2 separate regions of the Homo sapiens genome follow, and region 2 is linked to region 1. The links are chromatin loops, found by intact Hi-C in ENCODE. Cell type or tissue: HepG2. All regions are shown on one strand. Links, peaks and the distances in the headings refer to the core of each region. The heading gives the core; the rest is flanking DNA.

Region 1 (17,253 bases), core at 4,837-12,836:
TGTGGAGCAACTTCTAACCTAGTAACCTTGAGCAGCAATTAGCTATCTCTTTATTATCTCTCTTCATTTCTGGGGTCTTCAATATCTGTCTTGACTACAAATTGACGTCACACTTTTGTCATCATGACTGCTTACTCGACTCCTTCAGGTTTCATGTTGAATAGTGGTCATCTATTATATGCTACCTGATTATCTATTGGCTTTTCTGGGAGCTGCTGAAAATGGTATACAAATGGTTTGAAAATGGTTTCAAACATAATTTTATAAGCATAAATGGAGCTAATGCACTATTTCTCAGTATGGGATTTTACTTAGTCCACTTGACTACTTGTAAAGAATGTGTCTGGACAGTGACTCAAAGAACCTTTTTAAAAGAGTATATGAATCATACTCAATGATTTATTCACATATCTATTTTAAAAATTCCATTGGTCATGCTAAAAAAGGTTGCAAGCCCTTTGACTTAAGTATTTCTATAATGGCTGTTAAAATCAATTCTGGCATTAAAGTCTCCAAGAATGAACAATGCATTGAGTGGAAAATTGATTACATGGTCAAAGAACAGTCCTTTGTGGCCTCGTTTGCTTTTTCGATTAGCACAGCTGTCATGGCTGTTGTAGGTGGTCCTCAAAACTTATAGGAAAAAAAAAATCTGTCCTTGACACTGAATGTTTGTCTATGGATTTTTGGGAAAGAAATATGTTTTTGCTTGCTTATTAGTACTTACTGATGTAGGTACCAATGTCAAGTTGAGTTTTGCAAAGATAAAGGAAGGGTACGGAGACTAATGTGTGAAGAAAAATGAGCTGAGTGATACAGAAAACACTTCTAGGATTTTTATCTTAGTTTATGAGAAATACATTCTTTTGTAAGGCCAGCTGTTCTGATTGTAACTATAGTCATACCTATAGAACTATTTTTTTGATAGAAAATCAGTTGATGTATGGATTTGTGAAAGACTGTAGCTAAAGATGCATTTTCTTTTCTGCCATCAAAAAGACGCTTTCAGGCCAAGCCTTCTTTCTGGATTTCAGGGAGGGACTTACCCACCTACATTGATCTTGCATGCTTTTCCTTGAATTGCAGCCTGTGAATGCATAATAAGTGCTTATCAAAGTGTTATCAATTTATCTTGGATATATTTATTTCCTTATTGACTTATTTTGTACTTTTTCTTTATGAGGAACAGGTTTCAGATCAAAACCTCCTATAGTTCTGGAATGTTGAGCTGCTCTGCTCAGTATACCAATCCCTCTGGCTTGCCAGGCTAGCAGAAAAAGGACAACTTTCTACTTCTGTTCTTCTTGCCTATTGTATTAGTTTCCTCTTGCTGCCGTAAGAAATTACCACAAACTATTGGCATAAAACAACACAAATTTATGATCTTACAGTTCTGAAGGGGAGAAGTCTGAAATGGATCTCACTAAGCTTAAGTGAATGATGTGGTTTGGCTATGTCCCCACCCAAATCTCATTTTGAATTGTAGTTCTCATAATCCTTATGTGTCGTGGGAGGAACCTGATGGGAGGTGATTGAATCATGGGGGCAGTTACCCTCATGCTGTTCTTGTGACAGTGAGTGAGTTCTCATGAGATCTGATAGTTTTATAAGGGGCTTTCCTTCCCTTCACTCATTCTCCCCTTTCCTGCTGCTACGTAAAGAAGGATGTGTTTGCTTCCTCTTCTGCCATGATTGTGTTTTCTGAGGCCTCCCCAGCCCTGCAGAACAGTGAGTCAATTGAACCCCTTTCCTTTATGAATTACGCAGTCTCAGGTATTCCTTCATAGCAGTGTAAGAATGGACTGATACAGTGAAGATGTTGGCAGGGCTATATTCTCATTGGAGGCTTGATGGGGGATTTCATTTCCTTACCTCTCCCAGATTCTGGAGGCCACCTGCATTCCTTGACTTGTGATTTTCTTTCATCTTCAAAGCCAGCAATGGCCAGTCCATTCTTTTTCACATTGCATCACTCTGACTGACTCTCTTGCCTCCATCTTTCACTTATAAGAACCCTTGTGATTACATTTGATCTACTCAAATAATCCAGGATAATATCTTTATCTCAAAGTCAACTGATTAGTAACTTGAATTCTCTCTGTAACCTTAATCCTCCTTTGCCATGTAAGAGCATATGAACAAGTTCCAGGGGTTAGGATGTGGACATCTTTGTGGCGGGGTGGGGCATTAGTCTGTCTGCTGCACTTATATTGACTCAAAGTAAATTTACTGCATTCAAAGCATTTCCAATAACTATGTCATCACAGTTGGGTCTTTGACTAGGAAAGGTACCATGTGTCTGTAGAATTTCAGTGGTCTTCCCATGAGCCCCCATGCAGCTGGTATTTCCATCTGCAACAGGGATTTTTTTATCTGAGGTTTATGGACTTTTATGGGTTTCACAAATATGGGTCTTTGGATCCTTTGAAATTCTATGTTAAATATATTGGTAAATGCATTTTTTATTTTCAAAGAAGTCATGAGCAAAAATTATATAATTTTTATATATAATTCTACATATTCCTACATCCAATTGTCATTTTTCCAAAATCATAGTTTTGATTCTTTTCCTTCCTTCTCAGAAAATGAGAGTGGGTTGCAATGATTTTGAGCTTATATTAAAACCTACAAGCATTTGATTCAAGATTTTCCACTAGAACCTACTTAGTATTCTGGAAGGTTAACATAGAGGAATTTCTGGTATTTTACTGGTTTTTTTTTTTTAACTGGACTAAGTACCTTTGGTGACTAAATTACTAGTAAATCTTTCAGTCAGGTTTTCCATTTCTACAACTTTGAGCATCATGCAAAGGATAAATATATTCCAGAGCTGAATCAAGAAGAATTAAAGGTTTCTTGGAAGATTTTATCTTTCCACTGCCAATCCTGTTTCTCTTTATTCTATTTGCTATTTTGGGGGCAAAACTTGCTCTAAACTTTTTAAAATGTCTTTTGCTTTTTAGATCTAAGATTCTTTTATTTGCATAAATTTATGGGATATAAGTGTATGTTTGTTACATGCATAGGTTGTGTAGTGGTGAAATGAAAAAAAGATACTATTGGTGTGGTTTTGATGTCACAGATAAAATGTGAAGGAAGAATTAAGTTTGTGGGCTACCAAATTTCTCTCAGAAACTCTTCCCTCAAGTGCCTTATCTTTCTCTCATCTGGTTGTCAAGTAAAACTGTGTTTCTTAACTGATAATTAAGACTGTGGCTTTCGCGTGCTTGGATGGTAAAAGGAACTCAGGTGTTTAGGAAGAAATGTCCAAATTTTTCCTCTTCCCTGGTCATTCTGTGAATTGAAGGCCTGCGAACTTTTGTCCTTCATGTCCTTGGCATTTCTGTCCTGAGAAACTCATCAGAACCTTTTCATATCACAGTGGGCTCTGTTAGGGCAGGTAGGTGAATTATTTGTGAGAATCTGCCATGCTCCCCTCTCCCAAAGTAGTTGCCATGTATCCGACCTTGGGAGGCAGTGGATGAATGAGGATTTGGCACGACACCTCTGTAAGATTGCCAAGCCTTGCTAAACCCTACTGTCTAGCTACCTACCACTTTCCATCTTTCAAATCTTAGCTCATCAGTTTAATTAAGTCTCAGCAGACACCTGCCAGGCCTCCATTATAGGGGTAGATTTTTAAAACTCACTTCTTAAATCAAGAAACTTCTATTGAGCACTTACTGTATGCAAGACAGTGTTATATGTAATGAAATAGTGAGTCATACATCTTACTTTATCTGATACTTGCTCCCATAAAGCTTAAAACATAGTTTAAAAGGTAAAGAAGAGAGACAGAGGGAGAGAGAGAGTAAAGAAGGACCCAGAGAGGGGAAGAGAGAAAGAAGGAGATATAGATAGATGGATTGATAGGTATAGATATTAAATAATACCAATTAAAGAAATACCACAGGTGATATTTTCGCCAAATGACTAATTGCCAAATGAGTGCTGTGAAGTTAGGTGACCTTGGTTCATAGATAGGAGAGATCATTGTGGATTGGAGGGTGAACTTGAGATAGTTTTGAAAGATAGCCAGGTGGAGAATAGAGTGGAAATTTTGAATAGGTGGAAATTGCATGGACTGGAGACGAGAATGATCTGATATAGATCATTTATTAAAACACTCTTTTTTAGCTTTATGCCTTACAAAAGCCCATGATTTACTCTTTTTAAGGTTTTTTTTTTTTTTTTTTTTTGAGATGGAGTCTTGCTCTATTGTCCAGGCTGGAGTGCAGTGGCACAATCTCGGCTCACTGCAACCTCAGCCTCCTGGGTTCCAGCAATTCTCCCACCTCAACCTCCTGAGGAGCTGGGAGTAGAGGAACGCGCCACCACACCTGGCTAATTTTTGTGTTTTTAGTAAAGCTGGGGTTTCACCATATTGGTCAGGCTGGTTTTGAACTTCTGACCTCAGATGATCCACCCAACTCAGCCTCCCAAAGTGCTGGGATTACAGGTATGAGCCACCGTGCCCGGCCTATAACTCTATGCAGTTGGTAATCTAACCATAGAAGAAAATAAGGATTAATTTACATTGATTATACATGTAAATATGTGCTTTAATTCATATTTACAGGCAACAAGCACACATTTGATTATTAAAATATGTAATTAACCCTGTCAGCAATATTCACAAAGCCGCGTGCTGAAAAAATGTTTTTATTTCATCAATAGAATGTTTTTTGCCAAAATAACTTTAAAACCTTCTTTAGAGTATGTTAACTTTTCACAATCATGAACTTTTTGTGGGCCTCTGTCTTCAGCTTGACATTTCTTTGAGATATTTGTAGTTGCTGTACTATATTTACTTGTGATTAAATGGAACCCTCAGCTTGTTGATAATAACTTTTGGCTTGCAAAGAGCAATACAAAAATTTAAATGATTTAAAGTATAGCCCTTCCTTGATATCAACCATCCAACATTATTCTAATAAAAGAATGCCTAACATACTTTTAATGAATTTCCTTTTATATAAGATAAAATATTTAGTAAGAGAATTTAAGATGCCCATTAGAGCATCTCATTCATAAATGTCCAGGATGTTCATCTTGCAGGACCTGATGATTCAAAAAGAAGGATTATGTACTGAATAGAATTATCCAGCAAGTGAATTTACCATTGGAGAAGAAACCTCCAAAGGCATGACTACAAAGATCCTTTATTAAAACTTGGCATACTAAAAATAAAATCTTTTTCTCTCCTTTAACAAATCTCTGTACAACAGGAAACTCACCTTTCCTTCCCCTCCCCCGCCTTTTTTTTTTTCCATAGTAGGCACATAGATGATAGAAAGGAATTTTCAGCTGAATGCTAGTTAGTGACTTTGAAGGAACTGTTAACAGCTGTTCAAGGCCAAAATAGATTACTCTGTTTTATGCAAAACCTATCAGCATTTTTGTATTGCACATTTTTTTATTTTCTCAGAGTTAATTGCTAAATGTCATCCACTCCTTCTGTTCTAGTGAGGCTGAGTTTTCTCGAGATGTTTTATAACTTTCTCCTTGGAGATTTCAATCTCTGTCAAATATTCTATTTTTTTCTTAAACAGTACCTTAGAAGGAAGAACATTCCGAATGTCCCTTATGGTAAAGATAAGTAGAAACATTAATCTCCCTGTATGTTATCTTTATTCTTGATCAGAAATTTCAAGGGATCTACATATTTGAAAAAAATAGGTTGAAGCTTAAACATTTCATTCATACTCTTCTTGCCTTTTTATTTCTCCAGTCTCTTCCTTTACAATAGCTGTGCTTTTCTAATTCTTGGATTAAATGATCAAATTGTATCCACTATATTTTTCTGTATAAGTCTGAAAAAATAATTTAACAGCAAGCTCATAGGTTCTAAAATATCTTTTTTCAAAAGTACCCATGCACTTTAGTGGGAGTCTCTTGAGCTCTTTCAAAAATGTCTGGGTTGAAGACATTTGTTTATATTCCTTACCTAAAGGGTATCTTCCTCTTTTCACAATGTAACTAGGTCCTTTAGTCAAAATGTCAAACACCAGCCTGTCAACAAATCATGAAATAGGTAAGTTTCCTCTGAAGGTCATGCATAGAATTGCTCATCAAAGAATTATACCCAAGGTCTTGTAGCTTGACCACTTATGTTTGCTCATTTCACATTAATTTTTTTTTCTTTTTTGGTAAAGCTACCATCACCCTACCTGGATTTCTCCACCTCTATGCTTGCATTAGCATCAAGTTTTTATGTTTTGAATCATAAGGGGTGCTTATATAAACCTCCACTGCATTCAGTACTTTAAATAGGTAGAGATAAACAAAACAATACAAAACAACTCCCCGGGTGCCCAGGTGTCTCTGTTTTCTCCTCGGTTACACTGGGCAGTGGGGAGGTGGGGAAAGATGTCAGGAACTCTCAGAAAAGACAAACAAACAAAAAAACTAAAACCAAAACCAGCAAAGGTTGGGAGCTGAAAGAAGGAAATACACTGACAATACCTGGGTGCAGATTTCCTCGGAATGAAGCTTTCCATATAGGCACCTCACATTAAAGGCTTTTTAGTTATCCCACTCAACCAGCCTGCCAAATTTCCTCAAACCTAATTACTGGACAAAGACACTGCTGCAGGTCAGTCATTGTCCCTGGAGGCTGACAGTTAAACATCTTATTGGTTACCTTGGAGAAGTAACACACTACTTATCTGCAATGACATGAACTCACTAGACATTTAAATATGTGGGCTAGATTCTAAAGTGTGGGCGTCTGAGCAGCTGGGTACAGATTGTGGAATAAAGATTTTGGAACATTACAGGAGTAGAAAACCTATGTAGTCTCAAGAGGTTATGCCACAAAGTCAATGAGGTTACTAAAATAGGTGGCTACTAAAATAGGTGATGATGAATTTTGTATGTTTCAGTTTTCCTAGCCTTAAAAAAAAACCTATCCAAAGTTCAGAGTGTACACTATATGTAAAAAAATAGAAAAAGTGATGATCCTTCCCAGAAAACAGAAATACTATTCCATGAATGCTACACATTTTTCAAAAGCCTTGGATAGACTGGAAAGTCTTTAAGAATAACAAGGAAATCTGAAAAATCTATTACATTGGACCACATTTAAAAAAGATTTTGAAAAGAGACATTCCTAAAGATGAAGGAGCTTGCTCCTGGTGGATTGTCATGGTTACTTGAGGTTGGGTTTTTCCTTCTGTTGTATCCACTGAAGGCAGTGCCCAGCCTTGTTGAGAGACATTGAATCATCCTCAGATGTGTTTCCTGAATATGGAGTTACTTAACCTAACTCGTCCACCAGCTCTCTTGTATGATGAGTTATTGATAAGACTATTTTAATCTTCTGTTTTCCAATTTAGAAAGATTGTATAAGATCTGTCATTATTTTTAATACTTGAATGTTATTCTATTGTATAGAGGAACTGTAATTTAATTAACCAATCCTCTGTTGTTAGACATTTAAGTGTTATTGATTTTTCAACGTTACAAATAAACTCATGATAAACATCCTTATTCAAGGATATAAGAATGTCTCCATAAGAACCGGCTACCAGTCATAAACTCACCAATAGTGTGTGAGTGCCCATGTCCACATATCTTTATAAACACTATGATATTTGAAAAACCTTCCCCATCTGATAATTTGTATTTAATTTGCATTTCTCTGGTTATTAGTGATATTAAATTTCTTTTACTTGGTTGGAACATAGGTCAGCAAACAATAGCCCACAGGCCAAATCTGACCCGTGGCCTGTTTTTTATACAGACCCAAGTTAATAATTGTTTTTACACTTTTAAAGGGTTTTAAACAATCAAACAGAAAAGAAAAATATGAGAAAAAGATTATATGGCCTGCAAAGCTTAAAATATTTACTACCTATATCTTTACAGAAAATGTTTAAACCCCTGACTCAGCGTGAAATAATAGTAATTTAAAATAGCAAATGTTATTAATCCTAACTAGAGGGCAGACACAGTGCTAAAGGCTTTGTATGTACTGCTTTATTAAATCTCTGCAGCAATTCTACCAGACAGATATTCTTTCCTGACTATTTCTAAGCTGAGAAAACAGTTCAAAGAGGTTAAGTAACTTGCCCAACATCTCATCTCCTAAGACTGTACATTTAACTACTATGCTAAATTGTATATGATTTTGTTACATTCATACATTAATTTTGACATAACTAAAATCTCTGTTAAGGCTTTATATCCAGAGACATGATGTCTCAATTTATTCACATCTTCTTTTATGTTCCTCTGTAAAGTTTTGTAGTTTTCTTTATAAAGATGCCATGTATCATTAATATTTTCTCCCAGGCATTTTATATTTTTGGTTGTATTATGAATAAGATAATTTCCCATTTCTAGATTTTCGACAGTTATTATTATCTAGGAAAGGAATTGAATCGTGTTATGTTAATTCTGTAACTAGTCATAGTTTTGAACTTCCCTAATAGTTGTAGTCAAATTTCATTTGTTCCCTTTTGTGGTGTCTAGGTAGACAATAATAATAGGTTTGCTACCTCATCTATAATATTAATATTTTTCCCTGTTTAATGATTTCACCAATTGTACTTTCAGAATGATGTTGACAGGCATCCTTGTATTCAGATTCTCTTTTTTTGATACAGCCATGCTCTGTCGCTCAAGCTGGGGTGCAGTGAAACGATCTTGGCTCACTGCAACCTCCATCTCCTGGGTTCAAGCAATTTTTGTGCCTTAGTCTCCTGAGTATTTGGGGCTGCAGGCGCAGCCACCATGCCCAGCTAATTTTTTTTTTTTTTTTTTTTTTTTTAGTAGAGACCGGGTTTCCCCATGTTGGCAGATTGCTCTCGAACTCCTGACCTAAAGTAATCTGCCCGCCTAGACCTCCGAAAGTGCTGGGACAACAGGCGTGGCCTGTATTCAGATTTTTATAGGGATGAGTCTACTCCCTATCATTCAACAAGATCCTGAATGTTGTTTTGTGATAGATGTTAAGGCATGGTAAGAAACTGTTGTCGTACGTACAGAAGAACAATACACACTGGGGTCTTTTGGAGAGTGGAGGGTGGGAGGAGGGAGAGGATCAGGAAAAATAACTAATGGGTACTAGGCTTAATACTTGGGTGATGAAATAATCTGTACAACAAATTCCCATGACACAAGCTTACCCATGCAACAAACCTGCATGTGTATCCCTGAACTTAAAACAACAGTTAAAAAAGAAACTGCTGTCCTATTCTTATTTTACTCAGAATTTATTATTTTGAATTTTTTAAGAATCTTATTAAATACCTTCTGGGTATCTAATGAGATGATTATATAATAAGAGCAAACTATCTTTACATTCTTAAAATGATCTTTATTTGGTCACGGTGTTTGCTAACCTTTAAGAATACTGTTATGGATTCATTTTGTTTGTTTGTTTAAGGATGCTTTGTATTTCAGTCCTAAATGAATTTGCTCTACAGTTTTCTTTCCTTGAAATTTTCTTTCTTTAGTAATGTTAATACTGTAAAATGAATGGTGATATTTTTCATTTCTTTAATGCTTTTGAAAATACCTTTTAAAGCATCTGTAGGAATGATTTGTCTTTCAAATGGATAATCAGTAAAGTTTGTCTATTAAAAAAATATGGGCCCCGTGTCATTTTCAGGGGTAGCTGTTTGGTAGTTCTACTTTCTTACATTCCATAGTTGTTAGATTGGATAACACTTTGAGTCAGCTTTGGTAATTTATTTTCATCAAAAATTTTGACTTTATATATTTATCATGTACAATATGATGGTTTAATATATGTATACATTGTAGAAGCCTAAAATAAGCTAATTAACATATGCATTACCTTACATACTTATCGTTTTTGTGGCGAGAACACTTAAAATTTACTCTCAGCAATTTCCAAGAATAGAAAACATTGTTATTAACAATAGTCACAATGGTGTACAAGAGACATCTTCAGCGTATTCCTCCTATCTAATTGAAATTTTGTATCCTTTGAGCATTTCACCCTACTCTCCTTCTCAACCCAGCCCCAGGTAACTACTATTCTATTCTATGCTTCCATCAGTTCAGTTTTTTAAGATTCCACTAATGAGTGAGATCATGCAGTATTTGTCTTTCTGTGCATGACTTATTTCACTTTATGTAATATACTCTGGATTTATCCATGGCATCACAAATAACAGGATTTTATTCTTTTTTAAGGGTATATAATCTTCCATTGTAGATAGATATATATATACATATATATGTATATACTCACACACATATACATAGTATATGTGTATATGTGTGTCTATAAATATGCAATACACACACGTACAAACTATGTGTATATATATACACACACACCTACACACACACACTATATATGTATATATACCTACACACACATACATACTATATATATATATATATATATACACACACACACACACACATACACACTATGTTTTCTTTGTCCATTTGTTCACTGATGGGCTTAGGTTGATTTCATATCTTGGCTATTGTGAATAATGCTGTAATGAACGTGGGAGCACAGATATCTCTTTGGCATACTGTTCTCATTTCCTCTGGATATGTACCCAGTAGTAGTGGGATTATTGAATCATAAGCTGTTTTACTATAAATCTAAGTATTCTGTTTGCAAGTACATTTTCAACACCCATCCATTCATTCAATATATTTTAATATATATGCATTGACCTCTCCAATGTGCTAAATTCCTGGGGATAAAATGGTGAAAAAGGCATAGACTTTGTCCTCAGGAAGCTTTTATTTTTATGGCAGAGACAGGCAGAAAACAAAGAAAAGATGAATAATCAAAATAATTACAGAATAATCCAAACAATTTGGTGGTAAGGCCACTGAAGGAAAAAACGGTGTATTGGGATAGGAAATGGCAGTGGAGGAGGTGGCTGAGAAGAAGGCAGCCGTGCAGAGCTTGGGTGGCAGAGAATAATGGATACAAAAACTACATATTCCATCTATGTGTCCTAACGTGGGAACAGAACCTAGCATGCTCTGGAAATGTTCAGAGTTGCAGAAGCTGGAGCCTGGTGAGCAATGACATAGGGAGGCATCAGCTGTGGTGGAGCAGAGATGGTACCAGATCTTATAGGGCACATAAGCTTTGCTTATGGGTTTTAATGTTATGTGTAATGCAATGAAAGCCACAGAAGAATATGAAGCAGGGAAATGAAATTATCCAATTTGGGTTTTAAAACATATTTTTTGACAGCAGCATAGAGAACATATTAAGAGCTCTTTAAGGTAGAAGTAGGGAGATCAGCTAGGAAGCTGTTGGGGTAGTCGGGGTGACAGACGATAGGGGATTGGATTAGAATAATTGCCCTGGAGAGGGAGAGAACTGGAAAGTTTCAAGATGTATATTTTGCATATAGAATAGAAAAGTTTGGTTGGTAGATTGAATATGGAGGTTTGAAGGAAGGAGAGGACTAAAGGATATCTCCTAGGCTTCTGGTCTAGCAACTTTGTGGTGCTTTTTGCTGAGTTAGGGAAGACTACATGAAGTGGAACAACATTGAAGAAAATTTTGTTGGGACATGTTAAGTTTGAGATGTGTATGAGATATCTGAGCTGAGATGTCAAATAGCAGCTGGATGGGTGAGTCTAGAGTTCCCTGGAGATATAAACTGACAGTCATAAGTATATACATGGTCTTTTGAGCTACCAGAAAGGGTGCTATTGTATAGGACAACAGGTAAACATATGAGGACCAAGAACAAATCCCAAGGAATTCCAACATTGAAAGTTCAGGTGGAGGTAGAGGCAGCAAAAGAGAGTGTGTGGAAAACTGGGAAGTGGTGATGTTGTGAGGCTGAGCAAGGAGGACCTTACAGGGACCATTTCTGAAGATTCATTGCTCAGTGGCAGTCCTTCCATAAGTGACTTTCTTATTGAGGTTATTATTCTGAATTATTTCTTAGTTGGCTGGAGAAATGTTGTAGTTACTTCTCACGGGGCGAGATCTCAGGTGGAATACTTACCGAGTCGTTGGTATCTGAGACAGTCTTGCTGCGTTACATGTGAATAAACTTTGGTAAATCTCTAAATCCTGGATCCCAACTCCTCAAAACTCAGTTATCCTCTACATGCACATACCGTTGCAAAGATGCTTATGGTCAGTGTGAAATTCAATAATTCTACCAGGCTATTTATAATTATTAGTTCTTTCTAGTGACTATTTTTCTAGTGCAGGACACATTATTTCTATTCTTGATGCAGGATTTTCTTCAGTTTAGGTGTGTTTTTGTCTGTTATCTCTTTTGGATATGGATTGTTTTTCATCTGTAGCAGTCTTGAGAAACACAAATTACCTGTATGTAGGGTTGTGATTGTCTGTTCTCAATCTTCTATCTAATAATTGTCATTGGTTTTTCTTTTCCACTGTATTCTGGGAGGTTTTTTCAAGGCCAAACTCTGTATTTGACTTTCACACAGTTCATTTTGTTCTCTGGAGCTTATTAAACACTAGAAATTTTAATGAATTAAGTATTGACATTCCATTATTACCTGTTTCATTTCAAATCATTCCTGATCTCACATGCCTGCCTTTGCACTTCTGCTCATCAATTAGTTGGTTCTCTTTCATCTCTGTCCTTTGACTTACTGTCTCAATTTGCATCTTTATTTTTGTAGAAACAATGTTTCTTCCAGCTTGTATCTGAAATACTTTGCCTGCACTAAATGTTATAAAAATGTTTTCTGCCTCTGACCTTGTTGACTCCAGTTAAAGATTTCTTTTACAGGCCCTACTATCTATATCTATTTTCCACTTATTTCTTCTCTTAAATAGTGAGCATTGTGACCAAGCATGAGATTATCTCTGGAAATAGGGAGAATTATTGTTGGGTTTCTTGATTTGTTTGGATACAGATGGACACCTGCCTTTAAGCAGAAATCTCAAAGCTAATTCGTGATCAATTACTTGACAGAAGCAGGAGAAAAAGTGAAGTATTCACTTACCACGAACAATGGTGCTATTGAGAAATGTCCTCTGGAGATGCTCCATTCGGTATTGCCACATAATATCTGTTCATTATCCCACTGCCTCCACTACCTTGGCATTTTTCCTGGAATTTTGCTTACTCATAGGATTTTCACCTGGAAATTTTCTATGCCTCCTTAGCCCCAGAGTGTTTGAGAGGCCTTGGGGCTCCACCTTGAACTTTCTGTGATGAGTCATCATTAGTCGGTCTTCCTTAATCTACCTAGCAGAAGTTCCTTGGTGCTTCTGACATGTTCATGACTCTCTTTTCTAGTTCCCAATGTTGATGCAGTCCTCCCATTTTATCTTATTAAAATTATTGTTTTTAGAATTGGGGGAGGGGTTGGTGATTGGGGAAGTAATCATGTGCTCAAGTTCACATCATTCTCTACTCCCTGTTCTACATTATTTTTAACAATAGAATATTATACAGCCATTAAAATTACTTGCTAACTGCAATATATAAATGTTTTCTGTAGTATAATCTTAATTTCATTGAAAATAGTTCCATATATTTGAGCTCTACATAAGTAAACAAAAGGGCTAAAAGTAATATCCATAAAACATTACTCGTGGTTATTTCTAGGGTATAAAATTATAGGTGACTTTTACTTTCTTCTTTGTAACCGGGTATATCTCTCTAAATTTTCTATACTAAATACGTATAACTTTTAAAGCTATAAAATGAACTGGCAGTTTCAAATGTCATGTACTCCAGGCATCAGCCACAGGGACTTTTCATTCCTTTCCTAATACAGTATATTCTTTGCTAGATCCTAGTTTGGAAAGTGGTTTGTCTTTGTTATTGTTTCTGTGTGGCTCACTACAATCCTTTCTTCCCCTGAGTGGTGGGGCACTCACAGGGCTTAGTTAGAGTTCCCTCCCTTTACTTCCTGGGCATGTTTCTCTCTCATAAGAGAAGAAACTAGGAGACTTCCATGTGTGCATGCCTCAGACCTTCTGTTTTACCTTATCTAGAGCAGAAAATGTTTGAAATTTCTAATATGTGGGTGACAACCTTTCTTATTTTCAGGCTGCATTTTCCCATATAAGTGTGTTTTGAGAAAATTTTGCTAAAGCATTTGAAAAACTTTGAATGGCATGCTGGTTACTCAGTGGGTGACAGTAATACATGTTGAACAAAAATTTATTTTTTGGGGGGGGAAATTTTTCTCTTTAATAGAAATGAAAGGCTATTTACTGTTTCCAAAATATATATAAATTTATGAAAGGGGAAGAAAAGTTACATTTAATGCGTTTCTCCTGTGTATGCTTAAAATAGTTAAAAAATGTTTTGTTATGGAAAATTTGAAATATATGCAAAGGTAAAGAGAATAATATAAACTCCCAGATATTCATCACCCAGCTTCAATAATTATTATCCCCTTTCTGATTCAAGGACAGCTATACTTTCACTTTTTTTCCTATAGTATATTTCACAAATCTCAGACATTTCACATAAATGCTTAATATGTCTGTAACATATAAAGATGTTTAGAAAAAATTAGCCACAATGCCATTATTGCACATGACAAACCAAAGAAACAAGTTACTAATATTACCTACCATCTATTTATATTGAAATCTCCCCAGTTATTTTTTTAAAAAATTCTTCTGTAGTTGGTTTGTGTTGTAGTTTGGATATTTATCCCCACCCAAGTCTCATGTTGAAATGTAATTCCCAGTGTTGGAGGTGGGGCCTGGTGGGAGATGAATGCATCGTGGGGGCAGATTTCTCATATGTGGTTTAACACCATCCCCTTGGTGCTGTCCTCATGATAGTGAATTCTCATGAGATCTGATTGTTTAAAAGTGTGTGAATACCTCCCATCCTTCTCTCTCTCTTTCTCTCTCTTGCTCCTGCATTTGCCATGTGATGTGCATGCTCCTCCTTTGCTTTCTGCCATGATTATAAACTTCCTGAGACCTCCCTGGAAGCCGAGCAGATACCAGAACCATGCTTCCTGTAAAGCCTGCAGGATGATGAGCCAATGAAACCTCTTTTCTTTATAAATTACCCAGTCTCAGGTACTTATCTATAGCAATACAGAAATGGCCTAATAGAGTTTGCTTAAATCAGGATCCAAACAAGTTTCATACATGGTATCTTTGTCCTCAGGCTGCTATAACAAACCACCTTAGTCTGGGTAACTTATAAACAACAGAAATTTATTTCTTATGGTTATGGAGCCCACACAGTCCAAGATCAAGGTGCTAGCATATTCGGTGTCTGAGGAAGGTAAACTTCCTCATAGGCTGTGCCTTCTAGCTGTGTCTTCACATGGTAGAAGAGGCAAGGCAGTTCTCTGGGTCTTTTTTATAAGAACACCAATCCCATTGAGTAGGAGATAATCTAATCACTTCTACCTGCCTCCCTGCCACTTCCTAATACAATACCATCAGCTTGGGTTTGGGATTTCAAAATATGGATTTTGGGGAAACACAAATATTCAGACCATAGCACTCAGCATCTGGCTGATATGTCTCTCTCTCTTTAATCTTTAAGTGCCCTTCTACACTTTTTGTACCATTGATTTTTGTTAAGGAAACCTGACCACTTACCATGAAGCATATTCTATATTTTGGATTTGGCTGGTTGCTTCCTTGTAATGTTTTTAAGCCTTTTGCTATTCCTTATATTTAATGACAGTGATTTTTAAAGAAAGTTTTGTCACTGTTTTACACATCATAAAACTGTGCCTCAGAGAATTTAAGTAACTTATCAGTGGCAGAGCTGGGATTTAAATACTCATCTGCCTGATTTTAAGACCCAGACTCTCTCTACAATACCTTACTTCATAAATATATAGTTACTTAAAAAAGGAACAAGGATGTGGAAAGGAAGAAGAGAGATGGGGAAAAGCTGCAGAATTTTGTTTCCATTGTAGAATTTTATCATGGTACAATGTGAGGTAAGGAGAAACCAGAATAACTCAGTTTTTGGCTATCAGTTTGTATACTCTTTCTTTTTATCACATGTTCACAATGTCTGGAATTCAGAGGCTTTTTACATTCCCAGTAAATGATTCTGTTGCACTGAAAGAATGAATGCAGAAAGTAGGTTTTACTAAAGATCTTGTGCAGCTGGAGCAATGTTTAACATCGCCATGCCGCGTGTATTATTTGCAAGGGCAGGTGTAACAAAGTGCCACAAACTGGATATCTTCGAGAACAGAACAGAAATGTATTGTCTCACAGTCGGGAGGATAGGAGTCTGAAATTATGGTGTTGGTAGGGTTGATTCCCTCTGAGGGCTATGAGGGAAGGATCTGTTTTGTGGCTTGCATATGGCCATCTTGATTTACATATTAGCCTGTATGTGTCTTCATATCTCAAATTCTCCTTTATATAAGGTCACCAGTTATATTGGATTAGGGACCACCCCCCCCCAATGACCTCATTTCAACTTGATTATTCCTATAAAGACCCTATCTCCAAATAATGCCATATTTTTATGTGCTGGGGTTTAGGACTTCAACCTATGAATTTGGGAAGGATACAATACAACCCATCATAACATGAAACACATATTGCAGCACATGGAGTCACAAAGCTTGTGTATTTCCTCCAGGTCCTTCTACCCTTGCCACCATCCTTCCTCCTGAAACAGCAAGCTTCATTACAAATGCATTTCTCTTCTTGTTTCCTGGAAGCAACTCCATACATTTCTCTTTGTCCCAGGTTCCAGGGCCCTGTTTCCAAGAGGGTTTTCAAAGCATTCAACCTACAAAGAATCCTCCTCAGGACGATTTTTATATTAGTGTCAAGCTAGGCAAAAACTAATTGCCAGTTCCAGGCTTTTGAAATTCAAATACATGAAAACCTCGATTGAGGACAAGCTTGAGTAGTACCTAAACCTGAAAATATTTTGTGAGCCAGAAAGAATCATTCTCATTTGTTATGAGGAAAAACCCAACATTCAATAAACTGTGGTTTAATCAGTTTTATACATATATTTTTTTATTTCTTTAGATTTTATTTTACTTAATTCTAGTTGTTGGCAATGTTACCAATGTTCAGCTGCTTTTATGAAAGATATTACTTCTTATTTTTATAAAGCTGATGAATGAAGAAATGTACTGTTCTAATTCAGCACACTATGACTGCAGTTTAAACCTGGAGGCTTTCAGCTTACACAGTGATACCTCTCCTAAGTGGATCTCCTAAGTACATTCATGCTTCTTTGAAGGGAGTAAATAAACATTGGGAGCTTTGGATCTAGACATTCCAAATAAAAATGGTAAAAGACACCTCAGTGGAGGAACGTAGAGTCATAAATG
Region 2 (17,253 bases), core at 2,963-10,962, 150 kb before region 1:
CAGGAAATGAACTGTTTGGATAAGTAAATTTTCTTAGAACATTATCTTTTCAAAAGCCAGAACTTTCCATTTATTTTGGATTGACATCTCTCCAAAACATATGCAATACTATATGTGATATTTATTTTCCAACCATGGTGGCTAGCTTCTTAAAAACCACTGTGTTGGAGGAATTTAGTTGTTAAATATAAAAGAAGATGAGAGGGAAGTGATATGGGAAGTAAAGCTACTAAGGCTCTTATAAATATTTTTACACTAGAGCTGTGTGTTTAAATTCTTAAAAAGTACACTCACTAAACTAATAGAGAGCAATTAAATGAAGAGAGTTTGAATTGCATTTTAGAAATGGCTAAGTAACAATGAGTTATTTGTATTAATTTTTATTTACTATCTCTTTGTTACTGGGATATCCTCTCCCCTTCAGTGAAAAGCTTAAACAATAATTTACTTTTTTTTTTTGTTGCAGATGCTATGCATTCTGTGTGGCACTTATTTTGGTAACTGGTTGCTATGGGTGGATTTATGTCCCCTTCACCCCAACTCACACATTGAAGTTCTAATTCTCAGAACCTCAGATAGGGTCTTTACAAAGGTAATCAAGCTATAATCAGGTCTTTTAGGGTGGGCCCTAATCCAATATGACTTGTGTCCTTATAAAAAAGGGGAAAGGTGGACACACACACACACACACACACACACACGGAAAGCACCATATGAAAACTCAGAGATTGGGTGATGTGTATATAAGCCAAGGAAGGCCAAAGATTGTCAGCAAGCCACCAGAAGAGGAAAGAGACATCAGACAGAGTCTTCCTCATAGCCCTTATAAGGAACCAACCCTGCCAACAGCTTGATCTCAGACTTCTCATCTCCAGAACTGTGAGACAGTACATTTCTGTTGTTTAAGTCACCCAGTTTCTGGCACTTTGCTACAGCAGCCCTCATAGGGCTTGTTGATTTTATGAAAAGGAATTGTTGATTTTATGAAAAGGAATACTGACTTCCACCTTGTAGGTCCTGTCTTCTGTATCTCACCATGGTTTCAGAGACTTAAAACAGTTTGGCTTGTGGAGATGGAAAGAGCTCAGAATATTTGCAGGTATGTCTTTGTCCTTCTCTCAAATATCCAAGATCATCCATCCATCCATCCATTCATCCATCCAGTATTTATTGAGTGTCCACCATGTGACAGGCTGACATCCACTTTGCCCTTGTGAAACTTGCATTCAGCAATTATAGTGTTCATGGAATTTGCAATCCAGGACTACATTAGCTTAGTTCATAAAAATGTAATAATCCCTCTTAAGTACATCTGCTGGCTTTACATCTACCTCTTTCTTCACTGATAGAGACTAGATTGCAATTATAATGCCTGATTTAATTTTTCTCATGATATTTTGTTTTTCTCAGGGCTTTTAGCATTTGTGCATGCAAAATCCTGTATTTCCTCCTATTTTGTCACTGTTTCTTCTCGTTTTTCTCTTCTAATGTCCACAATAATTCAGTTTATAGTATACATACCTCAGAAAGGAAAGGATATTGACTCCAGAAAAGGGCTATCAAAATGAATTCGTATACAATAGTGCTAATGATAGAAGGCAGAACCCTCCTCATTCATTCGTTCAGCAAATAAATATTTATATTGGAACTTTTTCAGATCAATGGTAGTTAGGAAAACATGGCCATGTAAGTGATATGGAACATAGAAGTGGCTGAATGTGGCCGGGGGCGGTGACTCACACCTGTAATCCCAGCACTTTGGGAGATCGAGGTGTGTGGATCACTTGAGGTCAGGAGTTCGAGACCAGGTTGACCAACATGAAGAAACCCCGTCTCTACTAAAAATACAAAATTAGCCAGGCGTGGTGGCACATGCCTGTAATCCCAGCTACCTGGGAGGCTGAGGCAGGAGAATTGTTTGAATCCGGGAGGCAGAGATTGCAAGAGCCGTGATTGTGCCATTGCATGCCAGCCTGGGCAACAAGAGTAAAACTCCGTTAAAAAAAAAAAAGGAGAAAGAAGGAAAGAAAGAAAGAATGAAAGAAAGAAAGAAAGAAAGAAAGAAAGAAAAAGAAAGAAAGAAAAGAAAGAAAGGGCTGAATACTGACCAGTGGTGCTGAAGCTTAGTTTCCGGAAGAAGAAAAACCCTCCATCAATCTGCCCTGAGGTCATTTGTTTCTTTCTCATAAAAAGGTGGAGGGAAGCATGTGCAGCTGCAGGACCTCTTGGGCAGCTGCCTTTCTGCAAATTTAATTAATGAATCAAAGGTGAGTGCTGTATCTCCCAGGTGCTTTCTGCCCTCAAATCACCTCTCTTGGTGCTCTCTTCAGTGTCCTTTGACACTGTAATAAACAAAGCATCCTATATTCCTGCATCCAGCGGAGCAGACTGAGTGTCTCCTCACCCTCTCCTCTCTGGCTTGAACTAGGTGTGCTGGTGGTGAGCAAACAGAGAGCCCTCTTCTCCAGAGACATGGCTAGGCCATGTTTCCCAGACTTGCCTGGTCAGAGATACAGAAGTAGAATCTCCAGGTAGAAGTCTGGGAAACTTTATTTGTAATACACACACCAGGTACTTCTGTAATTCAAAACATTTAGAAAGCTCTGTGCTATGGCACTGTGAGGTAAGTCAATACAGGCTTAAATTTCCTAAACATTAAAAACAAAACAAGCAAACCCACAAACTAAAAACAGGTAACATCACAATGTGACAAAGAAGAAAATCTAGAGATTCTGAGTTTCACTTTGCTAATAATCAAGGATAAATTTCTTAGCTTCTGTGTGTTGTATGTAAAATGAAGAGGTTGAAACAGATCCATTAATTTGTTCATATATCAGATTTGTATTGAGGGCCTGCTATGTGTTAGATTTTGTTCTATTCTCTGGAAACAGCGGAGAAAAAGTCACTCATTGACTGGCTTCAAAGTTGGCCCATTTTCACTGCACCATGAATCTATTCAATACTATCACCCACTAACATCCCATAGGTGATGGATAAACAGTACTTACTCTTGTCTTCTGAAATTATTATTATAATGCCCCATTTTTCCCCAGAGGGATCTTGGAATTCCAGCCATGCTCTAGGGTTGTTAAATCAAGTTCTGAAATCTGTTCTATTGAAATGAATGTTTTCCTAACAGACAAATGACCAGATTAATCCTAAGGACTAAGAAGAAACTATCCTAACTCCAGCCAACTTCTACCTGGCTTTCAGAATGAAATGAGTTGAAAAGAACTTACTATTAGATAAATGTGTTCTGAAGCCAAGATGAACAAGTTGAATAAGGTTTCTTCTGAAGTGAAAATATGACATGAGTTTTTCAAATATCTCAGTTAAGGATCTTACATTTTTTTAGGTGAGACTACAAAGTGCCCAGTTATGTGTGGCAGGTCTTTGGTTGCACCACTGGAGCTAGAAGGGGTACTAATTTTATCTTATTTATTTCAATATTTGGTTCTCATTTAACATGACTTCCTCCATTGAATCCCACCCAAAATTTGGAACACTTTGTCTTTAAGATTAAATCTGTAGTAGGATTAAGTGATGGGCTCCCTTGATGCCTTTTTAAGATTAAGTGAGGTGCTCCCAGATGCCTCTTGAGGTCAATAAACTTCTTTTTTTTTTTTTTTTTAGACAGTCTCACTCTGTCACCCAGGCTGGAGTATAGTGGCACAAATCTCGGCTCACTGCAACCTCCACCTCCTGGGTTCAAGCGACTCTCCTGCCTCAGCCTCCCCAAGTAGCTGGGATTACAGGCATGCACCACCACACCCAGCTAATTTTTGTATTTTTAGTAGAGATGGGGTTTCACCATGTGGGCCAGGCTGGTCTCAAACTCCTGATCTCAAGTGACCTGCCTGCCTCGGCCTCCCAAAGTGCTGGGATTACAGGTGTGAGCCACTGCCCCCAGCCCAGCCAGTATAATGAACATTAGCTGGGCACATTAGCTGGGTGTGGTGGCTCACGCCTGTAATCCCAGCACTTTGGGAGGCCGAGGCAGGCAGGTCACTTGAGATCAGGAGTTCGAGACCAGCCTGGCCCAGATGGTGAAACGCCATCTCCACTAAAAATACAAAAATTAGCTGGGTATGGTGGTGCATGCCTGTAATCCCAGCTACTTGGGAGGCTGAGGCAGGAGAATCTCTTCAACCCGGGAGGTGGAGGTTGCAGTGAGCTGAGATTTGTGCCACTACACTCCAGCCTGGGTGACAGAGTGAGACCGTCTAAAAAAAAAAAATTCATTGCACCAATTAAATAATTTCTCATCTCTCACACCCAACCCATGCTTCCACCCTTTCAAGTCTCCAATATCTATCATTCCACACTCTATGCCCATGTGTACACATTGTTTAGCTCCCACTTACAAGTGAGAACATGCAGTATTCGACTTTCTGTTTCTGAGTGGTTTCACTTAAGGCAATGGCCACCAGTTCTATCCATGTTGCTGCAAAAGACATGATTTCACTCGTTTTTCATGGCTGAATAATATTCTATTGTGTATATATGACACATTTTCTTTATCCAATCATCTCTTGATGGACACTTAGGTTGATTCCATATCTTTGCTATTGCGAATAGTGCTGCAATAAACATATGGGTGCAGGTATCTTTTTGATATATGAATTTCTTTTCCTTTGAGTAGATATATATCCAGTAGTGGGATTGCTGGATTATATGAAGACCTTAGATTTTAAACAATTAAATTCTTTAAGGACTGAAAAGCTTTTGGGATGAGAGAGTAACATTTTCTGTAGCTTTCTTAAACTGTCTTTGGATCTGGATTTATTGCTATTTTGTGGGAAATTTTAAATTCATAACTCAACTGGCTATGAAGAGCGGTGGTCTTAGGTTTCTCACTCCCACAGAGTATTATCTTTAAGGTCAAGGAGATAACTTAAAATTGGAATAGAGATCTGTTAGTAGGGGATAATATTCTTTTTTTTTTTTTTGAGGATTAGCTGTCTTTCTTTGGGGTGAAGTCTTATCCTTAGGCCTTTTAGCCATATGCTGTTATTTCATTTGCTAATGAACAAGAAAAACTTGAAATATTGTAAAATATAGCAAAATATAAAGTTGGAAAGTAAATTCTATTTTGTCTTTAAAAAGGACAAATCCATTGTCTGAAATAACATGGGAAAAATGTTACCAAAAGCTGCCAGGGTTGACTGAGAACTTCCAGCATTTGAGATCCTTATTCAGAGGCATGGGAGGAGAGAGAAGGCACATGCTCTAGGGCTCTCAGCTCATGTGCAATGTAAGCATATTCTAGCCCTGCTGTATTTTGATGCTGCAGTGGCAATCAAACTTGCTATTTTAGTGGGGAAAAGCATTCTAAAGTATATCATCTTGGGTAAGTCTCTTAATGTTTTTGATTCTTAGTTCTTCATCTACTAAAAAAGACAACAGCATGCACAGCAGAGCATGCCTGTTAGGATTGAATGGGAAATCATAGAAGAACTGTCTTACACAGCCTGGCACAGAGTAGGTGGTCAAATAATGTTTCCTGGATCTATGACTGTGTATAATAGAGCCTGCAAGGGCATATATCTTAACCATAGAAAATAAGGTTTGAATTTACAGGTTATTTAGACTTAAAATGTGTCTTGTTAGGACCAAAGAAATATTGTTGGAAATATGTTGGGTCCATCTCTGACGATACAGGAGTATATCAACTGATCCTTGGCAGGCTTGGATTAGAGGTACTCAGAGGCTAGCCCATGGAATGATTTGAGGTTCCCACCTGTAGAAATGAAAATGCATAAATGTCGTAACTCTTCTTGTGTGTTACTGGGCAGGCAACTCCTGTTCCATACCTCACTCTGCCACCTGCAATCTGATGTGCTGTCACCTCTTCAATTATCTAATCCTTTGCTTTGATTCATTCCCTTACAATGTGTTTGTCCTCTTGTAAAAGCTACCCATCTTGCACAGGGTTGGTTATAGACTTCATATCAGATTTCAAGGACTGCAAGATTTGATTCCTCCCATCTCCTCAGTATTTTATGATGATTTGACATTGGTGAAAAAACAGGCATCCGTCGTTTTATTACAGATGTTGCTGTGCTGCAATAGCTCTTTGAAGTTAACACAGCAAACAATTATCCTTTTGTCTTAGTGGCGTTTTCATCTTTGTTATATGTTTTTGGCACCTAAAATCAGGAAAAATTGGAAGAGTGGACAATAAGGCTAGTTATGTTTTAAAATAATTTTCCTTGCCTCTTATCTATGTTGCATCTGTACATGATACATTTATGACAGCACATAATTGAAGAATAAAAGTAAGAAGTTGGAACGAGTAATTTATTCTTTCAATACCCATCAAATTAAGAATTTTCTGTCTTTACAGTTCTTGATAATCTATAATTCTATCATATTTATACGTGTTCTGATTTTTTCATCTCTCTCTCTTTTTTTTTTTTTTTTGAGAAGGAGCCTTGTTTTGTGGCACAGGCTGGAGTGCAGTGGCATGATCATAGCTCATTACAGCCTCAAACTCCTGGGCTTGAGACATACTCCCACCTCATCATCCTGAGTAGCTGAGATTACAGGTGTGAGCCACCATGCCCAGCCCTTTCATCTGTTATAGTAACAGTCAAAGTTATACCTTAGTCAAATTTTGTCTGTATTCTATTAGGTCGGTGATATGGTTTGCCTGTGTCCCCACCCAAATCTCATCTTAAATTGTAGCTCCCATAATCCCCACGTGTCATGGGAGGAACCCAGTGGGAGGTAATTGAATCATAGGGGCATGTTTTTTCCTTGCTCTTCCCCTGATAGTGAATAGGTCTCATGAGATCTGATGGTTTTATAAAGGGCAGTTCCCCTGCACTTCTCCTTTCTGCCACCATGTGAAGAAGGAAGTGTTTGCTTCCCCTTATACCATGATTATAAGTTTCCTGAGGCCTCCCCAGCTATGCTAAACTGTGAGTCAATTAAACCTCTTTCCTTTATAAATTACCCAGCCTTGGGTATGTCTTTCTTAGCAGTGTGAGAATGGTCTAAAATAGTTGGTTCAAAAGTAAATGCAATTTTGCCATTGACAGTACTGCCCAAACCACAATTTCTTTTACACCAACCAAATAATTTGTGTTGGTTTTCTTCTTTATGCACTCTTATTATGTCTATCAAGAATATTTCTGTCAATGAGTATGTAAAACAATATTTATTAAATACCTACTATTTTCCAGGTGCCTTTTAAAAATTATTTTGATTGACCTTTAGTTATTATACCCATTTCACAGCTGAGGAAACCGTGGCTCACAGGACTGAGGCCCTTTCCAAGATTTTTCAGGAAGCTGCCTCAGCATGGTTTCTAACGCTCCCTCTTCATTAAAACAACTTCAGAAAAAGTCTATTTTCTTATGTTTGCATATTGAGTATTGGAGAATGTGTCTCTGCAGGGGTAACCTCTGGATTATATATGTGTTTTTGGCAAGTTTACCTTCCAGAGTGGGACCTTGGCATATATAATGATAGGTGCAGAGTGCAGAGATTCTGGGTATTTGTAGAGACTGGAATGGATGTTGATGCTGATTGTTAATGGTTAACCCAGCAGAGGAAGTACAAGAACCATGTGGTCCTTCTGCTCTTCACATACATTTAGAAATGCATTGCTAGTGTTGATTTAGCTTTACAGAACAGCCAGGGATGCAAACATTACCTTACAGTGTATAAAGAAAGACTAACAGAAAAAGATAGGCTGGGGATTCATTTGGACCTGAGTTCAAAGTACAGCTCCTCTACTTGATGGCTGTCTAATCTTGGGGATGTTAACTGCCCTCTCTGAACGTTAGTTCTATCACTTGTAGAAGTGGGGTAATAATGCTTTGCAGGACTGTTGTACAGTGTGACTGAGATATTGTATTTCAAAGTACACAATGGAGGCCTTGCACACAGTACGTGCTCTATCAATGTTAGCTTCTCTTCTTTATTTACATCAACTTCATGGAGGCTGGGATAATTGGAAAAAAACTATTTTATGAAGCTTTTGAAACTATTAGAAGAGGCCTATTTCTATCTGTGTGTGATGAGCTTTTGAAATACTTTAACCCATAAGTTCAATATTTACTTATATAAGATTCTTTATTTCTTACCATTTCTATTTATTTATTTTACTACTCCTTACTGTCCTCCATCTAGTTATCCATTCAAACAAGTATTTTTTGATAATGTATTATATAGCTAGCCATGAAGTCACGGAGAAGAAGAGACACATAAGATGGCTGTTTGTCTTCATGATAATTGCACTGTACTGGGGAAGAATCGAATACATGAAAATAACTCAAGAACAAAGAACTAAAAATGGTAAGATTTATCATATTGCCAAAGAAGTTTCTAGTCAAGGATATAGTTAGGCTTGAAGGAAGGAAAGGATTTGGACAGGGAAGAGAAGGTAAAAGGCATTCGAGGGTGGTAGAAATACATTGATCAAAGGACTGGGGGTTAGGAATGAACACTGAATGTAGGGAAATAATGAAGAAATCTTCCCCTAGAGCTGAGGTCAGGGGTGGAGGGCAGTGGAGAGGTAATTTTAGGATGGACCTCAAGGAAGAATAAATTTAGTGTATGTAGATTCTCATGTTTATAGCTTCTGTTTTCTTTCTCTCTCTTAATTATGTAAAAGCTGAGACATCTGGTGGACTGACCTGAATCCAGACAAGCTTTGAGCAAATTACTTATTTTCTCTGTTCCTCTGTTTCCTCTAAAATTGATGTGATAATAATCATCAATTGTGTGTATGTGTGTGTGTGTTCGTCTGTGTATCTTTAAAGCAATTTTTTTTTTTTTTTTTTTTTTTGCCAAGAAGAAGTGTTGAAAGACCAGTGAGAGAAAGTGAAGCGTTATCCTGAATATTTTGTGTTGGGATCAAATACTCATGGGATTGTCAATTTTTGTGATATATCTACAACTTAGTTTCTGCAACTCGGAGGACATCCTGAAATAAAAAATAAAGTTTTATGTAGAAAGAATAACAGTCAAATTTAGGATATGAATTTGGATCTTTTGATTCTTGAGCAGTAAAAAACATAGTAATAGAAGATCTTGTCATTTAAAGAGTAAAACAACTCCCCCCACCCCAACTGAACCCACAGCCTTGTCTTTATAGAAACTGTGTTTCATTTTAGTGGGCTCCAGACATGTTTAATCCTATACTCTAATAAATAAAATTATTATTTATGACTAGATTACATAGACACACACTATATATAGTTAGATATATATACCAGTGTATCTAATTGGAACATCTGTGTAACTTCTGAGTGTGTTCCTTGCTTTACAGACCAAGTTTCTGCCTAATGGATCTGATTAGTCTAGATGAAACATGCCTATAGCTATTTTTTATTTTTGTCTTTCCTCCCTTCCCTTTAGAAACAATACGTTGCGGCCCATTGACAGATGTTCTATAGATAGTTAGATACAACATCATGAGCTATTCTCCAGGTGGTTGGATAAAATGATTCTTACTTCAGGAGGGAGGCCTGGGTTGGAGACTGATGGAGAATGGTGATGACTACTGTTTATCACCATAAGAATGATTTCTGCCCTCCCCGGAGGAAGGTGTATACAATGAGAATAGATCCTTCATAAACTCAACTTTTAAAGGTAGATAAAAAAGCAGAGGCCCACAAAGGAGCCTCAGAGGTAGAAGAAGGTGTATAAGAAAACTTGAGTGTGTGTCAAAGCCAAGAAAGTAGAGTTTTAAAAATGAGGGCACACACACACACACACACACACACACACAAAGTTTTAAATGCAAAAGTAGTTCAGTAAGATAAGAATGGAAAAGGATACTTTTGATTTGACATCTAGGAGATTACCTACTTTCTAAGTGGAGAAACAGTGTCAGTGAAGTGGTAACTGGAGAGTAAGTGGGAAAGCAGCAAACAGAGAGAGTAGTGTTTCACTAAATTTGCAAGAGATAAGGAATAAAATGGGATGAGAGAGGAAGACAGAGAGAGGGAATAAACCAATAAGATATTCTATATCTATCTCTATCTATCATCTATCTATCTATCTATCTATCTATCTATCTATCTATCTATCTATCCATCCATCTATCATCTCTCTATCTATCTATCATCATCTATCATCTCTCTATCTATCTATCATCATCTATCATCTATCTTCTATCTGTCTATTTTAAGAATGACTCCGTGTATTTACTGAATTGCTTGCTCTGTCTGGGTAGTCCCTCTCCTCCTGGTAAAATTTGGCAGGTTTCAGGCTGATGTCTTCTTCTTAGGAGGTATTAATAACAGCTTCAGCTGGATACCTACTGCTTTTTGTGAATACATACCCACAGAACTCTTATAGCACTTACCACGCTGGTAGTTATTTATGTGTCTGTCTCTCTGGATAGATTTCGAGCTATTTAAATTAAGACACCATGTCTTCATCTTCAAACTCCCAGTTCCTACCACAGTGCCCAGCATGTGTTAATTGCTCAGATTTGCTCCTGGAATGTGTGAACACACACAAAAGGCAAACAGACAAGCATGGAGTCCTGTGGGAAGGTTAGTCTGGCAGCAGCATTGAGGGTAGATGGGGGGTGGTCAGGGTAAGGCTGGAGGCAGCAAAGCCCACTTGGCGAGCTGTGAAGGTTCCCTAGTTAGATACCTAGCTTGGTGCCCTAACTCAGGGAATAAGGAAGAAGGAACTGTTTTAAGAAACACTTTAATAGGAGGCATGCCAAATTTAAATTAAAAAAAGAGAAAATAATGACGGATAATAACAGATGTCTAATCTTTAAAAAAGGAGAATAATGAGAAAAGTAAAATCGTGATCATGGTGATTGGGGAAAGAGAGGGCACAGCACTGGGAGGTGAGTCTGGTTTCTGTTCTGTTGGGTGGTCTCCTGAAAAGTCTTTCATTTTTGTCTCCATGTCCTGTTCTTGGATCTTCCCCAGAAGCACGCTGTCTTTGTTTTTGTACGTGTGTCAAGCAGCCATCTCTTCTTTCGTCATTTTCTTCTGAAAGAAAAAATGACTTCCACGAAGACTTTCAGCAATGATCCTCCGCTGACATCAAAAACATGTCAGAACAAAGCAAAACCTCAAGCTCCCAAGATTTAACAAGCACAGGCACAAGTCAGCTGAACCCGGAACATGTGCCTTAGGAATACTTAGTGTTTCCTAAGAACATTCCATTTGTTGGTCAGGAGTGATGAATTATGTGAACACTGAATTCATCTGCCTTGATTTATATATTTATTTAAAAAAAACCTTCCACATTGGGGTGTTTACCCAGTGGCAGTAGAAGAGAAACCCTTCTTTTCAGGTTAGATTAACCTCACTCTTTTTATGAGCTCTTACATTCATAGAAATCGTTTGATAAGAATTAGAAACTACTTTGAGGCCTCTGTCAATTTTCAGAATAAGAAGGATGAAAAGAAAGACATTATGAACGGGAGAGCAGCTGATTATTTGGAAGGAAGTGTTAGCTGTGGTTCAGCATTCATCACCATCCATTCCTTGAACTTATCCGTCAGAATCTTTTGATGGCCACCTTCACTTCTTTTTTCTTTTTCCTTGCCACACCAGTAAAATCAGTCGTCCCCTCAGCAATAAGCACGTAAAATGACTTCTTTTGTAGAACAAACTCTTTGCGTGTAAATAATTTGTTAGCCCCCTCCTCCCTTCAAGCATTGTGTTGGGAAAAAATATCCAACATAAATTGATTGCATGGATAGCCTGATTGTAAAGCAAGATTAATAGGAAGACACAAGGAGTCTGCAATAAAACCTACTAACTTAAATCATTCACATTTGTGTACAAGCGTTCATGTTAGCAACAGTCCCAAGACTGAGATTAAAGCTGTTCGGTAGGTTACTTCAAGGCCTTTTTATTGCTAAATCTTATTACGTCTCTAAAATGTAGAAATTAATCACCTGTCATCAAAGCTGCAGCGGATTATTGACTTCTAAATGTCTCTACAAATTGATTCATGACAGAATGAAACAGGAGACTGAACTAGCATTGAAATTCTTTTGCATGTGATAAAAAAGGTCTATTAAAAGCATTTCAACAAATGCTGCCTATTAGGTAATCATCACAAAGTACTTTCCTATCAAAATGAGGTGCTTCTGGAATAGTTTTGATGAGATACATTTTTTTTTCTGCACTAATATGGTAACATGAAATTATTCTGAAGCCCCGGGAAGCTGATTTGGAAATCCATTTAATTCTTATATTACAGAGTGCACAACTTATTTTTTAGCACTAACGCAATAAAAAGATGGGTAGGAAAAAATCCACGTATGTGTGTGTGCGCATGTATGTGTCAAACAGACTCTAGATTATTCATGTTAAAATTTTTAGAAAACATTTGTAATTTACCATAGTAGAATTACAATAATTTTTGCAATAAGGATCCTCTTCAGTAGCTCATTAAATTCTTTGACTGTGCTCTGGCTCCTTATCCCTGTTAGTTAAAATCACTGATTCTCAAAGTGGGTTAATTTTCTCCCCCTTGGGACATCCTGCTACGTTTGAAGCATTTTTGTTTGTTGAAACTGATGTATGCGTTTGAGTACTACTTGAATCTAGTGGCTAGAGGCCATGGATGTTACATATCCTATAATGCAGAGGACAGCTCCCTCTCCCACCCTGCAAAACAAAGAATTATCCAGCCCAAAATGTCAATAGTGCCAAGGTGAGAAACCTTGGTTTGAATTAAGAGGATCTCAGGAAAACATTCCTTGAATTGGAGCAGGCGGAAGTTTAAGTAGAATTCAGAATAATTTTCTTTAATCAAATTTACTTCCTTATTACTAGCCCTTCCTTCTTAGTAAACACTTAACTGCCAATGATGGCTTCCTTCCTTTTCAGAATTTTCTCACAGAGCTTCTTACAGCCTATTCCTTGCCATTTCTGCACTCTATGCACATCAGCCTCCCCCACAACCCAGTTCAACTCCTTATCTTTTTTAGCTCTGTAGAGACTGAAAGGCCAATATAAGAAATGGTCATTGAGCTAATCACTGATCAAAATGAATTTTGATTTTTAATTATCATTAAAGGATAGGAATTACTATTTTTGATTAAGAGGAGAGAAAACATAGCAGACCTCTATTGGAGACTTCTGTTTTGGGTTTCTGTCTCAGAAGACTATCTACTTGACCCAATTACTCAAAACCATTTAGAACTATCTCACAAACCTAGATAACCAGCTTCTGACAACATGCAAGTTTAAAAAAATTGTTTCCACTGGACTGTGAGTTTCACAGTCAAGAACACTTTATTCTTCTTTGTATCTTAGTGATCAGATCTCTGAATGAGTGAATTTTATTTTAGTCCTTAATATTCAAGTATAACTTAAACAGAGCACACAATTTAATACATAAAATCTTGTGGGTAGACTACAACACCACACACATGTCTTATAGGCAGAGATGTATTTGTATAATATTGGTAAACACTTGTTCCTACCCACCTTATTGTCTACACAGTATGTGTGATATATCACACTCTCTGCTGTCTCTGGCCTTTTATCAAAGCTTGGCTCTTTCCTTGGGAGGCATTCTACTACTGCTCCTTTTGCTTGCCTGCTGCTTAGTTCTCCTCTCAGACAACCGTTCTTCTAGGACTACTCATGACTGAACTGGAGCCTTATCCATGAGCTCTTATGGTCCTATGATGTACTAGACCTGCCTGTTAACTCATCTAGATTTTGCTCTAGACAGTCAGCTCCTTGAAGACAAGGGTTGTGTCTTAATCACCATAAACTTTCCTGAACTCAGCATATAACTGAACTGGCACATATTTGGCACCCTGCAAACATGGGGAGTGAATGGAGGGTAAGGGAACATATCATTTGGACTAAATTAAAAATCTCTTCTGTCAGTAGAGGTAGCACAATTGACATGTTAGAAACCTGCAAAGGGTTCTTCTCCATAAAGACCCATGGGGATTTGGTACTGCTGAGACATGACACAGAGTCCCCAAACCAAGGTGCCTAGGTAAAGGCAGCTACATGTATTTTGTCTCCTCTTTCTGTCCCCTACATGCATACTGTCCCCTCTTCTTTAATGCATACATGTCCCATAATGCCTACATGCCCCCTGCATGCATGTCCCCGACATGTCCCTTATGTGCATACATGCATACATGTCCCCCACATGCATACTGTCCCCTTCTGTCCCCTACATGCATACCGTTCCCTCTTCTCCTTCATGGAGAAGAATGACAAAGAAAAACCTACCAAAGTAATACATGACGGCTGGTTACAGAGCCCTGTCAGCTGCTTTACATTTTAGCAAGGAGAGGAATTGCATTTGTTCTTCAATTTCTTGAGGAAATAGAACGAAGTCCATTAAGTAGAAAATACAATGATTATTTCAGAAAAAAATAGATTTAGGAGAGTTCGAGCCATCCAAGACAAAAAGGACTGCTTTGGGCAAAGGGCGTTCCCCACCTCCACAATATGGGCTGAATGGGGCTTGAGTGAAGATGCTGGGAAGGGGATGTATGTATTCAATAGGATATTGAACTGCTTCCCCCATAAGGTCCCTCATCAGTGTAAGATTCTGTGGTGTTGAGACATGTTCCTGCAGTCCATAAATTGTAGGAGAACAGAGCCTCAGGTCTTATGAACCCTTAGTATCTCCTCCAGGATGTCTAAATGTACTGCCTAAGAACGTTTATAACCCTCACCCCAGTAAAGAGGGGATCGTCAGAAGCCCCGCCCAGGCTCCTGCCATCGGAAGATCTCACATTCCAGTCCACAAGAGCTTTCCACATATGAAGGGCTTTTGATCACCTGGAGACCTGGAGCTATTCCTCACCATTAGCTTTACTGTTATACATCAATATTAACAGAATTCCTTACCTAGCTATACACTGTAAAATGTATTTCCATTTTTCCTCCCTCTCCTTCCCCTACCACCTTTCCCCTGCTTTCCTCTTTGGGTCTCACTTCTCACTTCCAGTGAAATATTCAGTACATTGCGTAAAATTAGAGAGATGTAGGGAAACTAATATGTCGTCTCTGTGGAAGATTCAGATATAAGCAATTGTTAGGCCATGGAGGTAAAAGGTTTAAAATGGAATCTATAGAGATGATTATGATATGTAAAAAGGGCTTTTAAACTTTGGACCTGATTTCTCAAAGAGGCTGGAATAAACCTCAATTCAGACATAACAGCTTCAGGTGCAGATTTACCTGTGCTGTTACAAAGACTGAGCACTTGTAACTGCTTTCATGCATGATTATTCTATGACATTCCTCTTCAAGTCTTCTGAGAAATCTCTCTGGATATAATCTTGGGAAAGAGTTTCCAGTAATCATGAACTCTCAGGCCCCTATGGTCTGATTGCCACCAATGACTGCAGTGTGTATTTTATCTGTGTGTTTATGCCACGAAGTTTTCTCTAGTTCTACTTTTTTCTTCAAAAATGCCGAGGTTATTTCTGGCACTCACATAACATTTACAGGGAACTAGTTAAAATTTAACTGATATTTGGGGAAAACTTTTGTTAACAAAGACTGTTTATGCAAAACTACATCTCATAAAGAATCTCCAGTCTTTTTGAAGACAGAGAACTTAAAAGCCAGCTTTTGGGCTGAATTCATATGTCTTTGTCTCTCTTTCAGTTGATTTTGGCAACACCTCACATGTAACCCAAGACCAAAATAAAGTTACATTCGGAAGACAGTCACAATTCAGCGATCTTATCCTGCAGAACTCTTTCACTTGGCGTTTACATCATATAATTTGGTAAAGCGGTTTACACATTTACTCCTGTGATTTTCAAGGGGCTTTTATGATCTGCCAAGTGGACAAATGTCAACAAGCTTTAAGGATTGATTTACCAGGATTTCTGTCTCTTGTGAACAGATTACTGTAGCTCTGAATAAAACGCATGTAAACAAGCCCAGAAATCTTAGTGGAAAAAGCAGTTCCCACCAGACCTGGTGGCTTGATCAGGAATCCTAGTGGAGTTGCCTCCTGTCACTATGAAATCTTGGAGGGGTAACAGCTTTCCCTCTCATACGGCTGCCCTGGAAAGATTCCCTGAGTCTGCACAGCCTGTGTGCAGCCAGAGAATGAAAGTGGCGAAGTGTTAGCGCCCAGGAGCCTCCCCGCTCACAAGCTGCAGGTCTTGTTAAAAACTCCTGTTCTGTTTGTTCCTGGAACTTGCCAATGGCTCTGACCCTCAAGACCTTTTACCTGTCAGTCTAACCAGAGGCGATGCCCTCCTGTGGGCGAGAAGACTCAGTACCAGGCAGCTGACATGAAGTTTCAACTAGGAGTGGGCACTGAGTTGAACACTTTGGCATTTCCAATGTTTGGAAATGCCAAAGTTTTCTTTGTGAAATAAAAATAATGTCAAACCGCATCATTTGTGTCTTTTAATGTTATAGCAATTTTTGAGCTTTGATTCTGGTTCTTCTTCAGCTTTATTCATGAGAAAGAAAATGAAGGATACGGGCTGTTGCTCTTCTGGGCTTATCATGCTCCCTGTCACTCGGTTGCTAGAGTGGGGACCATGCACTCCATGGTACGTGGGCCTTTCTGAGGACTGGAGTGGGGAACTGGAGAGGGAACTCAGGCCCACATTACCCCTACAAGGGCATTCCCTTAGAACTAGAACTGGGGTTGCTGTTAGCATCTTCCTAGCTGCCCCAGGAATACGGGAAGAACTAGACAGTCTCATTAGCTTATTCTTCTTCGCAGCTCTGTGTCCAGATTAAGGGAGGCCTAGAAAATCACCATGCTCAAAAATGAGTTAAAGATAGATTCAGGCCGGGCGCGGTGGCTCACACCTGTAATTCCAGCACTTTGGGGGGCTGAGGCGGGCAGATCACCTGAGGTCAGGAGTTTGAGACCAGCCTGGCCAACATGGGGAAACCCCATCTCTACTAAAAATACAAAAATAAGCAGGGAGTGGTGATGCATGCCTGTAATCCCAGCTACTCAGGAGGCTGAGGCAGGAGAATCACTTGAACCTGGGAAGTGGAGGTTGCTGTGAGTCGATATTATGCCACTGCACTCCAGCCTGGGTGACAGAGCAAGGCTCCATCTCAAAAAAAAAAAAAAAGGCAGATTCACCCTAAAATTTATGTTTGCTGTAGATTCGCACAAAGTATTTATATTTTCCACTTACTGTTTTTTTCATCTTAAAGAAACGAGTGAATGTCTGTTTAAAAGGGAATACTACTACCAAAGTCTATCTCATAAGTTTGTTGCAAAGTGAATTTAGAAACATATATGCCTGGCACACAGGAGGCTGACACAAAAACCTTCATACTCACT

The links. Peaks named below come from ENCODE experiments on the same cell type or tissue, not always from the same donor. Only the 100,000 strongest peaks of a DNase experiment are listed, where the experiment ranks them.
Region 2: a loop joins it to region 1, with 1.8 times the contacts of the local background. A loop is called at or near these places in 1 of 110 quality-filtered maps.

What each region holds. Positions count from the first base shown.
Region 1 is chr13:72,386,929-72,404,181 of GRCh38, reverse strand. No RefSeq gene overlaps it. Among named protein-coding and RNA genes, the nearest start is that of MZT1, 330 kb to the left of the region's middle. In HepG2, for the core only: no CTCF peak of the experiment used is centred there; no DNase peak of the experiment used is centred there.
Region 2 is chr13:72,535,682-72,552,934 of GRCh38, reverse strand. It overlaps LOC124903181 (a long non-coding RNA gene), which reads left to right and starts at 8,187. Exons shown (of 2, transcript XR_007063820.1): 1 at 8,187-8,304; 2 at 10,908-11,761. In HepG2, for the core only: no CTCF peak of the experiment used is centred there; a DNase peak (open chromatin) is centred at 7,604.